2 separate regions of the Homo sapiens genome follow, and region 2 is linked to region 1. The links are chromatin contacts, found by Hi-C in ENCODE. All regions are on one chromosome and are shown on one strand. The core of a region is the stretch at or near the end of the contact, and the rest is flanking DNA. Distances in the headings are between cores, read along the strand shown. Region 1 overlaps PPP2R3B (protein phosphatase 2 regulatory subunit B''beta). Region 2 has its middle 27 kb from the start of PPP2R3B.

Region 1 (5,686 bases), core at 1,858-4,357:
GCGACCAAGCTGAAAAAGAGCAGGAGACAGAGGTGCAGGATGAGACGGTCACAGTCCATCACACGGATGAGCAGGCAACATCGACCTCAATGCACCGAGTGCTCTAGTTACAAGACAAAGGTCTGACTGCAGAAAGAAAACAGCATTCACGTACATGGGAGACACAGAGGACAGAAAGACAGGAGATATATGTGACTTAAGGACCCAGAGGCTACACATTTTTTTTTGAGATGGAAAAAGAGCAGGCAGACAGTAGAGAAAGCTGGTGTCGCTGTATTAACATCCATGAAGTGACACAAGGTGATGGACAGACCTGGAGACAGACAGGCCACCAAGGAACGCTGAAGAGGTCAGTCAGGGGAAGACAGGCTGATGCTAACTTTATCCATGCCTGACAACGCAGCCTCGGCACTGATCAAGTAAACACCACTGGACACAAACTGAGCCCGCTAGGCAAGGCGGAGCCCACCCACCCCGGGCACAGACACAGGGAAGGCCGGGACCACCCACCCTGGGCACAGACACGGGGAAGGCCGGGACCACCCACCTTGGGCACTGACGGGGGGAAGGCCGGGATCACCCACCCCGGGCACTGACGGGGGGAAGGCCGGGACCACCCACCCCGGGCACAGACACGGGGAAGGCCGGGACCACCCACCTTGGGCACCGACGGGGGGAAGGCCGGGACCACCCACCTTGGGCACCGACACGGGGAAGGCCGGGACCACCCACCCCGGGCACCGACGGGGGGAAGGCCGGGACCACCCACCTTGGGCACCGACACGGGGAAGGCCGGGACCACCCACCCCGGGCACTGACGGGGGGGAAGGCCGGGACCACCCACCCCGGGCACCGACGGGGGGAAGGCCGGGACCACCCACCTTGGGCACCGACGGGGGGAAGGACGGGACCACCCACCCCGGGCACCGACGGGGGGAAGGCCGGGACCACCCACCCCGGGCACCGACCGGGGGAAGGCCGGGACCACCCACCCTGGGCACCGACGGGGGGAAGGCCGGGACCACCCACCCTGGGCACCGACCGGGGGAAGGCCGGGACCACCCACCCTGGGCACCGACGGGGGGAAGGCCGGGACCACCCACCTTGGGCACCGACGGGGGGAAGGCCGGGACCACCCACCTTGGGCACCGACACGGGGAAGGCCGGGACCACCCACCCCGGGCACTGACGGGGGGAAGGCCGGGACCACCCACCTTGGGCACCGACCGGGGGAAGGCCAGGACCACCCACCCTGGGCACCGACGGGGGGAAAGCCGGGACCACCCACCATGGGCACTAATAGACGAGAGATGGAACAAACAACACAACCACCCCATGCGGGCACAGAAGATTTACAAGCTTAATCTCATGGACAGAAATAGACTCGGCCCCAGCACAGCTGCAGAGCACACATTCTTTTCAACACACACAGCTCACTTGGGAACTGGCCACCTCTCGGGCTGAGCTGCAGGTCTCAGGGGGTTCTGAAGGAATCACAGGGACTGCTGCCCTGCCCCAAACGTAGCCGGTGAGGCCAGGCATCTACGGTAAACACAGAAGGAGCAAAAACAGCTGCATGTATGTGGAAGAAGAATTCTAAAGCCAGCCGCCTGTTCATTAAAAAGTTCAGACAAACCAGAGGGGCCTGTGGCGGCCAGGTCATCCACTTTAAATCCTCCTCAGTACGTGTACTTTAAAAAGAACTTCGTAAAGAGCCCGTCACCCAAAGCGCACTGATAAAGGCGACACCCTGACTCCCAACAAGCTATTTCTGTTGAGGGCACTGAGAAGGCAGCTCCCTGACTCATCACAATTCCAGAAGTCACAGATACATGTGTCGCCCTTCCAGAGTACACCCACAGTTTTGCAAAACACGTCCATATACGACCAAAAACAAAGGCTGAGCCTAACACTGAGGCTGCCTGTTTTTGCGTAGAAGTGCGTGCGCTTGATGGGTGCAGGTGAGTGTACCCCGAGAACACAGGCCACGTGCACCGTGACACATCCTCTCGCGACACCAGCCTCGGGCAGACCCCCGCATGTGCAGAGGGTGCGCACAGCAGGCAGGGCGCGGTGACCAGCAGAAATGACCCTCGCCCCCACGGCAGCAGGACCGGACACCACGATCAAAGCCACAGAGGAGGTGCCGGAGCAGCAGGGGGCCGGCGGAAGGGACGCTCAGTACGGGCTGCAACGCACAGCCGTGCCCCCAGGAGCCCCCGCTCTGCAGCGGCCCCCACTCTGCAGCGGGAGGCGGAAGCACGGGAGGCTGTGGTATGGAATCAGGGACGGGGGGTTTGGCCGGGACGCACACTCATGGATTCCAGCTGAGCCCCTCGCCCACCCAGATGACGGCCACCCCCTGGAAGGCAGGGCCTGCTGCAAGCTCTGAGCATTCTTCTCGGCCCAGCACTTGACTCCCAGGGACCCTCTGAGAGGGCTGGTAGAGGGCTGCCAGCTACACCTGCAAACCGCACGCTGGACGGCTAAACACAGGAGTCAAAAAGGTCGGTGTTTACACAGAGGAGCCGAACACGGAGATGAGAGGCCCCACGTGTGGGTTTAAAAATCCCCTCTCTAGCAAAGAGGGAGAACTGGTGTGGAGGGGTCAACACAGAAACGCAGCAGGTGCAGGTGTCTGAGTAGGCCAGAGCTCACGTGGGCTAACATTCACTCAGACACATGACTGCAGCCGAGCAACCGGGCCTCAACGGACGCTGAGAGACGTCGGCTGGGGCCTGCACCCACACCTGCAGCCCAGGCACTGGCGCCTGCAGCCACGGCTGCAGCGAGGCGTGAGTCTCCACAGAGCTCGGAAGGCTGGGCTGGGGGACGTGGGGATCATTCTGTCCACCAGCCAAGGGGTGACGGTGGATGCCGCGCAACACAGCGAGGGGAGGATCCGGCACCCTCCCTGCGTCCACAAGCCCCTGGCGGATGCTCCTGAGCTTGGTCTTCTGTGTGGACGTTCCCACCCGGGCTTCTGTTTCCCGTTAACCCCCCTTGCTGCAGCTCCCTGCCAGGTGGGGAACCCAAGCCCTGCCTTCTCCCTGCCACTGCCCAGGGAGTGGCATCCTGGGCAGCGTCCTGGCCAAACCAAAGGCTGCAAGGGTTTTGGTGACCACTGGCCTTGGGAGGGGAACGGCACGTGCCCTGGCGGTGAGAGCAGGAGGTGCGTCAGGGACGCCCAGAGCCCAGGCTGTCACCACGCTGAAGTCAGTTCCAAGTACAGCGGGGCTGCCGCGTAGGGGACGGCGCTTTCAGCCATGCGTGGTGCCGTGTAGGGTCTGTGCGTCCACCCGAAGGACCCCGTGGGGACGCCGGACAGTGTCTGTGTGACCAGGACAGGTGAAGAGGGGCGTCTGTGTGCTGAGTCAGTGTGTGGGGAGCGGGAGAGTCACTCCCCAGGCGGGGAGGGCCAGGCTAGGCAGCACAGCTGTCCTGGGCTGGGAACAAGGTCTGAGCTGTCCTGCTGTTGCCCGGGGACAGAAGGCCCGAGAATCCCTGGGCAGGAGGCGCAGGCAGTGGCTCCGGCAAGAAGAGCTCAGCCAAGCAGCTGCACGGCCCCACTCCAGGTACATGCTGGGTCCTACAGTGAGAGCATGAGCCGTGTAACACGCCATCGTCACACGGGAGCCTCCCCGGACCCACGGTGAGAGTACGTGTAACACGCCATCGTCACACGGGAGCCTCCCCGGACCCACGGCGTGAACGCATGCTGTTCCGTTCCCAAGGCCGGCGGTCGCTGAACGCCCCCACCCCCCGAGTTTGGTTTGTCAAGGATGCCGGTGACAGGGAAGTGGGCAGTGGCAGGGAGGAGGAGGAGCTTGGGTTCACCATCGGGGCAGGCAGCACCCGCCAGGGGGTTAGTGGGAACAGAAGCCCAGGTGGGACGTCGCACAGTCAGAAGATCAAGCTCAGGAGCACCCGCCAGGGGCTCGTGGGTGCGGCCAACGTTGGCCGTGGAAGGCTGTGCCCGTCAGAGGACCCCTGAAAACAGTACCGTGCTGCCCGGCCGGGAGCGTCCGAAGGCGGAGGTGCGGCACCCCAACACGTCCAGTGGCTCCAACACGGGTGCTCCCTGACAACCCTGAGGGTGTGTCCAAGTGGGGTGGACCCAACAGACAGAGCCCACACTCATGCGCGGAGTGAAAGCAGCCAGGAAACGTCCCCTTCTCCCCCAACACCACCCCCACAAATACCCCCAAATATGCCTGTAATTCCTCCACCACCCCTCAGACAACATGCATTTCACACGTCTGTCCTCACTCCCTAAAAACGTGGAAACCTATTTTCTGTAAAATGAAGCAAACTTCTGTAAACGGAATTCATGATTTCCCAGAAACTGACTTTTTAAAAATAAACAGTCCTCACAGGTGCATCGTCACCACAGCCCCCCACAGAAGAGCCAGGGCCCCACTGCAGGGCTGAAGGGCTTCCTCATCCAGCCACGTGCGAGCTAATCACCTCATTGACTCTGCGACCAGCGAGCCCGCACCGCCCAGCACCTCCCACCATCTAGAGCAAATCCCGCACGAGGCTGATCTCGCTCTTCGCAGGTTAAGAGGATTTTAAAGACACCAGCCTCGCCCTTACCCACTTACAGGCAAAATGTCAAAACCTGGAAGACAGAGGTCAAAAACTCCGAAGGAGTGCAAAAGTTGATGTGAGATCTTACAGAAAAAATTTCAATTAAAATATCAACAGAAAGAAGTGGGTCTTCCTCCCCCTTCAAGCAGGATGCCTTGGTTCACCTTGATGTTAGGCCACTAGTTCCAGACTCCTGGAACTGAGTTTGAAAAGCGCGTCTGATGTGCCACGTGGGTGTGAGGCGCCCGCCACGCACACCCTGTCTGGATGAAATTCGGATCAGATTCGGCCGCAGCCAAACCCTAAATTCTCAAATTATACTGGGATTGTCACAGGAAGACTCTTACACGTTTAAATCACATGGTACTCGTAAAACTAACTCATACAATATACACGGGGTACAGACACAAATTTTACTTCCCTGAGCACTTATGAGAACTGAGATTAAATTTCAAAGCCAGCTGGGGTGGAGGCTCACGCCCCTACTCCCAGCACTTTGGAAGGCCCAGGTGGGCGATCACCTGAGGTCAGGAGTTCAAGACCAGCCTGGCCAACATGGTGAAACCCCGTCCCTACTAAAAATGCAAAAATTAGCCCTACTCGGGAGGCTGAAGCAGGAAAATCACTTGAACCCAGGAGGTGGAGGTTGCAGTGAGCCGAGATAGCGCCGCTGCACTCCAGCCTGGGAAACAGAGAGGCTTCGTCTCAAATAAATAAATATAAATAAATAAATTTCAAAGCCACTGAGTTACTGAATAAAACCACGCTGCATAAATAGTCCGGTATGTGAGTGATATCTCAACCGACTCTTAAGTTAGCCAGTGGGAAGGAATGCTGGGTATTGCAATAACGCCGGGAAAGTTTCACCCACCCGACGCCTTTACGAAGGGTGAAGGAGTTTCCCGATGTTTATTACCAGCAATGCAAGGTATATTTAAATTAAAAATCTGTCTGCAGCGAACACTCCCAGGCGCTGACGGCTCTCACCCGCCTTGGTTGATCACAGCAAGGCGCGCACTCACAGCCAAAACTCCCGGGAAAGGAGCGAGTGCTCTTTTCAAAGCCCGGTTTTCCTAACAAGCTTGGCACCGCTTCC
Region 2 (5,686 bases), core at 1,039-3,538, 43 kb after region 1:
TTGCTTTAGTTATAGTGTTAAAAGTGGCTACTTTTAGGCCGGGCATGTTGGCTCACACCTGTCATCCCAGCGCTTTGAGAGGCCGAGGTGGGCGGATCACCTGAGGTCAGGAGTTTGAGACCAGCCTGGCCAACATGGTGAAACCCCATCTCTACTAAAAATACAAAAATCACCTGGTCACGGTGGTGGGCACCTGTAATTGCAGCTACTCGGAAGGCTGAGGCAGGAGAATTGCTTGAACCCGGGAGGCGGAGGTTGCAGTGAGCCGAGATCACACCATTGCACTCCAGCCTCGGTGGCAGAGTGAGACTGTGTCTAAATAAATAAATAAATAAATAAATAAATAAATAAATAAATAATTTGGGGCCGGGCGCGGTGGCTCACACCTGTAATCCCAGCACTTTGGGAGGCCGAGGCGGGTGGATCACGAGGTCAGGAGATCAAGACCATCCTGGCTAACACGGTGAAACCCCGTCTCTACTAAAAATACAAAAAAAATTAGCCGGGCGTGGTGGCGGCGCCTGTAGTCCCAGCTACTCGGGAGGCTGAGGCAGGAGAATGGCGTGAACCCGGGAAGCGGAGCTTGCAGTGAACCGAGATCGCGCCACTGCACTCCAGCCTGGGCGACAGAGCGAGACTCCATCTCAAAACAAAGAAACAAGCAAACAAACAAAAAAAAACTTAAAAATTAGCCAGCTGTGGTGGTGCACACCTATAGTCCCAGCTACTCAGGAGGCTGAGGCAGGAGAATGGGGTGAACCCGGGAGGCCGAGCTTGCAGTGAGCTGAGATGGCACCACTGCACTCCAGGCTGGGCGACAGAGCGAGACTCCGTCTCAAAAAAAAAAAACAAACTTAAAAATTAGCCAGCTGTGGCGGTGCACACCTATAGTCCCAGCTACTCAGGAGGCTGAGGCAGGAGGATTGCCTGAGCCTAGGAGGTCGAGGCTGCAGTTAGCTGTGATCGCACCACTGCACTCCAGCCTGGGCAACAGACCAAAACCTCGTCTCCAAAAAAAAAGTAAATAAATAAAGTTGCAATGACTCCCATTGCCGATTCAAAGAGCTTTTATGAATGTCTCAATATACTTGCCTAGCCTGTTTTTGGATTCAAACGCAAAGTTTTGTTCACCGTAGGTGGGAGATCAAGTTGGCAACAATAGTGTTCCAAGGTAATACACCCTGTATCTCAGAGAAATTGAAATATAACCATCTCAGAGGTTTTTTGTTTCTTTGGTTTTTTGAGACTGTCTCAAAGAAAAAAATTGAAACCCTGCTCCAGGGCTAGGAACCCACAAATTTGAGCACAGCTGTCACTGTCGGTATCAAACTTGTCTTTATTTTTTCAGCTGAGGTCTTGCTCTGTTGCCCAGGCTGGAGTGCAGTGTTGGGATCTCAGCTCCTTGCAGCCTCAACCCTCTGGGCTCCACCAATCCTCCTGCATCAGCCTCCCGAGTAGCTGGGACTACAGGTGTGCGCCACCATGCCTGGCCAATTTTAAATTTGTTTTTTGAGAGATGGGGGTCTTGCAATATTGTCCAGGCTGGTTTCAAACTCCTGGCCTCAAGCGATGCTCTCATATCGGCCTCCTGAGTGGTTGGGACTACGAGCGTGAGCCACCATGCTCGGCTGATTTTATTTTTAAATTGTTTGTAGAGGCCAGGTGCAGTGGGTCTTGCCTGTAATCCCAGCACTTTGGGAGGCCGAGGCCGGTGGATTGCTTGAGCCCAGGAGTTCAAGACCAGCCTTGCCAGTATGGCAAAACCTCATCTCTACTAAAAAAAAAAATACAAAAAAAAAAATTAGCCAGGTGTGATGGTGTGTGCCTGTTATCCCAGCTACTCGGGAGAGTAAGGCAGGAGAATTGCTTGAACCTGGGAGGCGGACGTTGCAGTGAGCTGAGATCGTGGGTGACAGCGAAAGTCTGTCTCAAAAAGAAAAAAAAAAATCAATGGTTTGTGAAAATACAGCCGGTGACCATGGACCCCCCTAGGCACAGCCTCAAGCCACCCAGAAGAAGATGGAAAAGGATTTTCTTTTAAATCAGCGAGATTTAAATAAGCATGGCGAGCACAGCTGGGAGGCCCCGCCAGGAATTCCGAAGGTTGAAAGGGGCCCTGTCCGCTCCCCCATCCTGGAAATAGTGTCCATGGAGCTGCGGAGTCCGGGTGGGCGCCGGGGACGAGCTTTCAACAGCTCACCCGGCCCCAACATTCCGTCCACACATTCCACGGCCAAGACAGTCACCCCCTGCCAGGGATTAACCGAGGGCCACGCTTAGTGGCAGGAATGCACGCGCCCGATTTAGACATCCCGCTTGGCATCGGCGGTCAGGGTGGCTTGCAAAGGCCCGGGGTGGGTGGATGCCGGAGACGCTGGAGCTCTGAGGTCTACAGGAGGAATTGCTTTTCCGATGGGCTGGTCAGGGAGGAAGGAAGCTGGGGAGAAGCCGGGAGTCCCAGCCTCCACAATGCCTGCCCTTCCAAGACGAGCCAGGCCCCCCGGACAGGATGGCAGCCCCCCTCCAGGCCAGCATGACTTCAGGCCTGGGGAATGTGCCACCTTCCGAATTAGAAGGGCACTGGTTCCCACCCGCGGGGAACCGTAACACAGCGTCTCCCTCCTTCCTCCAGGACCCACGGCTGAGCTCGGAGCTGCCCGAGAGCTCGGGATGTGGGGTGCAGAGCAGAGGAGAAACCTCCCCCGACCCCGGGTCCTTGGGGCATAGGGTCTTTTTCAGGGCCATCTGCGGAAAGAGGACCTGCGTCTTTACCACCCGGGGGCCCTTGTCTTTGCTGCTCAGCTGTGTTTAGGTCCCCGTTGCTGGGTGATACTGGGGAGACGTAAACAGACCTCGGTCAGCCGGGGCTGGGGCAGGAGCAGGTGCAGCTGGACTCCAGGGCAGGGGCCGACTGCTGTACACAGTCATGCTGAAAAGCATGTCAAAAATAAAAGGAGCAGGGGAAATGGCACCTTTTATTTTTTATTTTATTATTATTATTATCATTTTTGAGATGGAGTTTTGCTCTTGTTACCCAGGCTGGAGTGCAATGGTGTGATCTCGGCTCACTGCAACCTCCGCCTCCCGGGTTCAACGGATTCTCCTGCCTCAGCCTCCCGAGTAGCTGGGATGACAGGTGCCCACACCACGCCCAGCTAATTTTTGTATTTTTAGTGGAGATGGGGTCTCGCCGTGTCGGCCAGGCTGTTCTTGAACTCCTGACCTCAGGTGATCCGCCAGCCTCGGCCTCCCAAAGTGCTGGGACTACAGGCGTGAGCCACCGCGCCCGGCCTATTTTTTATTTATTTTATTATTAATATTTTTGAGGCGGAGTTTCACTCTTGTTGCCCAGGCTGGAGTGCGGTGGCGGGATCTCGGCTCACTGCAACCTCCGCCTCCCGGGTTCAAGTGATTCTCCTGCCTCAGTCTCCCAAAGTGCTGAGATTACAGGCGTGCACCACCACGCTCGGCTAATTTTGTGTTTTTAGTAGAGACGGGGTTTCACCATGTTGGTCAGGCTGGTCTCGAACTCCTGACCTCAGGTGATCCACCCTCCTCTGCCTCCCAGAGTGCTGGGATGACAGGTGTGAGCCACCTCACCTGGCCCTATTTTATTTTTATTTTTTGCAAGGAAGGAATGAAGGGATTTATTGAAAATGGAAGTACCCTCCACAGCGCGGGAGGAGACCGAGAAGAGGAGCTCAAAGACTAAAGGGACGGGCTTTTAAAGACATTTAATTAAAAGGAATTAAGTTTCCCTTATGACATTTAGAAAAAAGTCAAGTCCAAATGGTACAAAACGGTCAGCTTGCTTTGTGCCTTGGCGGCCGCGTATGAAACATCATTAGAATAGAACCGGAAGCGTCTAGATTTTCACTTTTCACCCTGAAAGATGAAACAGAGATGAAAGCAGTCACCAATTTTCTCTAATTATTTTGCAATTAAGCGTCCGAGCACCCCAGGTAGCGTGGACTCCCACAGCTCTTAAACCAAATACCTGACTGTCTGAAATTAATTATAAAAATGGATCAAGGGGTGGTTTTCACGTGGTGGCTGATGAATGCTTTCTGAGTCTTGTTTTCCTGTTTGTTTACCGTGGCACGTAAGACGTACAGAACATAAAATTCACCGTGTGAGCCATTTTTCGTTTGTTTGTTTTTGAGACGGAGTCTCGCTCTGTCACCCAGGCTGGAGTGCAGTGGTGTGATCTCGGATCACTGCAACCTCCGCCTCCTGGTTCAAGCGATTCTCCTGCCTCAGCCTCTTGAGGAGCTGGGACTGCAGACATACACCATCACACCTGGCCAATATTTAATTTTTTTTGTAGAGACAGGGTCTTGCTCTGTGGCCCAGGCTGGAGTGCACTGGTGCAATCTCCGCTCACTGCAGCCTCCACCTCCTGGGCTCAGGTGATCCTCCCACCTCAGCCTCCTGAGGAGCTGGGACTACAGACATACACCATCACACCTGGCCAATATTTAATTTTGTTGTAGGGACAGGCTCTTGCTCTGTGGCCCAGGCTGGAGTGCAGTGGTGCAATCTCAGCTCACTGCAGCGTCCACCTCCTGGGCTCAGGTGATCCTCCTGCCTCAGCTTCCTGAGGAGCTGGGACTACAGACAGGTGCCACCACTCCCAGCTAATTTTTAAATTTTTTTGTAGGGACAGACTCTTGCTCTGTTGCCCATGGTGATCTTGAACACCTGGGCTTGATGTATCTGCCCGCCCAAATCCCGCCTTTCATTTACACTGCCCCCACCCCTGCCCACCCCAGGGAAGGTCTTTATTCTTAAATCTGCCTTTCTGACCTCTCTTCCCAAATGTGTGTATTTCTAACAGATCTCCGAGTCCAGATCACGCACACCGTTTTCCATAATCCAGGGATTTGGAGCCGCCGGAGGGGTGAGGAGGGGAGGCGGCCGTGACTGCTAGGTGGAGGTGGGCTCTCGTAAACGTCGTTTTACGGGCAGGTGGAAACCTTTATAAGCCCACAAATACTTCAAGCCTGTTCCTGCCCCTGGGGCCCTGGAGACTTCTCAGAGGACCTAACGGGACCTGGCGAAAGGCCTTCATCACCAGCCCACTAGGAACTGTTCACCGTGTGCCCGGGGCTGCGTCTGGCACGGAGGTGAACGCTGAAGCCATCCCCCCACCCCCAGATCCCCAAGACGAGAGAGCGTTCCGTGAGGTCCAAATAAACGTCCCTCCTGGCACCTTCAAGGATGTGGTTTTTCTTTTCTTTTTTTTCGAGGCAGGGTCTTGGTCTGTTGCCCAGGCTGGGGTGCAGTGGCATGATCTTGGCTCACTGCAGCCTCCAATCCTTGGGCTCAAGCGATCCTCCTGCCTCAGCCTCCCGAGTAGCTGGGACCACAGGCATGCACCACTGTGCCAGCCTCATTTTGTATTTTCTGTAGAGATAGGGTCTCCCTATGTAGCCCAGGCTGGGGTGCAGTGGCATGATCTTGGCTCACTGCAGCCTCCAATCCTTGGGCTCAAGCGATCCTCCTGCCTCAGCCTCCCGAGTAGCTGGGACCACAGGCATGCACCACTGTGCCAGCCTCATTTCGTATTTTCTGTAGAGATAGGGTCTCCCTATGTAGCCCAGGCTGGGGTGCAGTGGCATGATCTTGGCTCACTGCAGCCTCCAATCCTTGGGCTCAAGCGATCCTCCTGCCTCAGCCTCCCGAG

Evidence for each region. A loop is a pair of places that touch in the nucleus more often than their neighbours do. Pooled maps may share reads with other maps.
Region 2: a loop to region 1 is called in a map of heart right ventricle, with 7 times the contacts of the local background. The contact joins two enhancer-like sites. A Hi-C loop is called at or near these places in 5 of 168 maps with a recorded cell type or tissue (CD8-positive, alpha-beta T cell, Right ventricle myocardium inferior, heart left ventricle and 2 more) and 7 of 50 pooled maps.

What each region holds. Positions count from the first base shown.
Region 1 is chrX:367,629-373,314 of GRCh38, forward strand. All of the region lies in intron 1 of PPP2R3B (protein phosphatase 2 regulatory subunit B''beta), which reads right to left. Among named protein-coding and RNA genes, the nearest start is that of PPP2R3B, 16 kb to the right of the region's middle. RefSeq lists a silencer at 5,345-5,527. Within about 2 kb of position 3,108, at least 6 of the 41 ENCODE cell types and tissues checked have a DNase peak (open chromatin) inside an H3K27ac peak, as active enhancers do; they include heart left ventricle and heart right ventricle, where a contact is called at or near this core.
Region 2 is chrX:411,288-416,973 of GRCh38, forward strand. No RefSeq gene overlaps it. Among named protein-coding and RNA genes, the nearest start is that of PPP2R3B, 27 kb to the left of the region's middle. Within about 2 kb of position 2,289, at least 5 of the 41 ENCODE cell types and tissues checked have a DNase peak (open chromatin) inside an H3K27ac peak, as active enhancers do; they include heart left ventricle and heart right ventricle, where a contact is called at or near this core.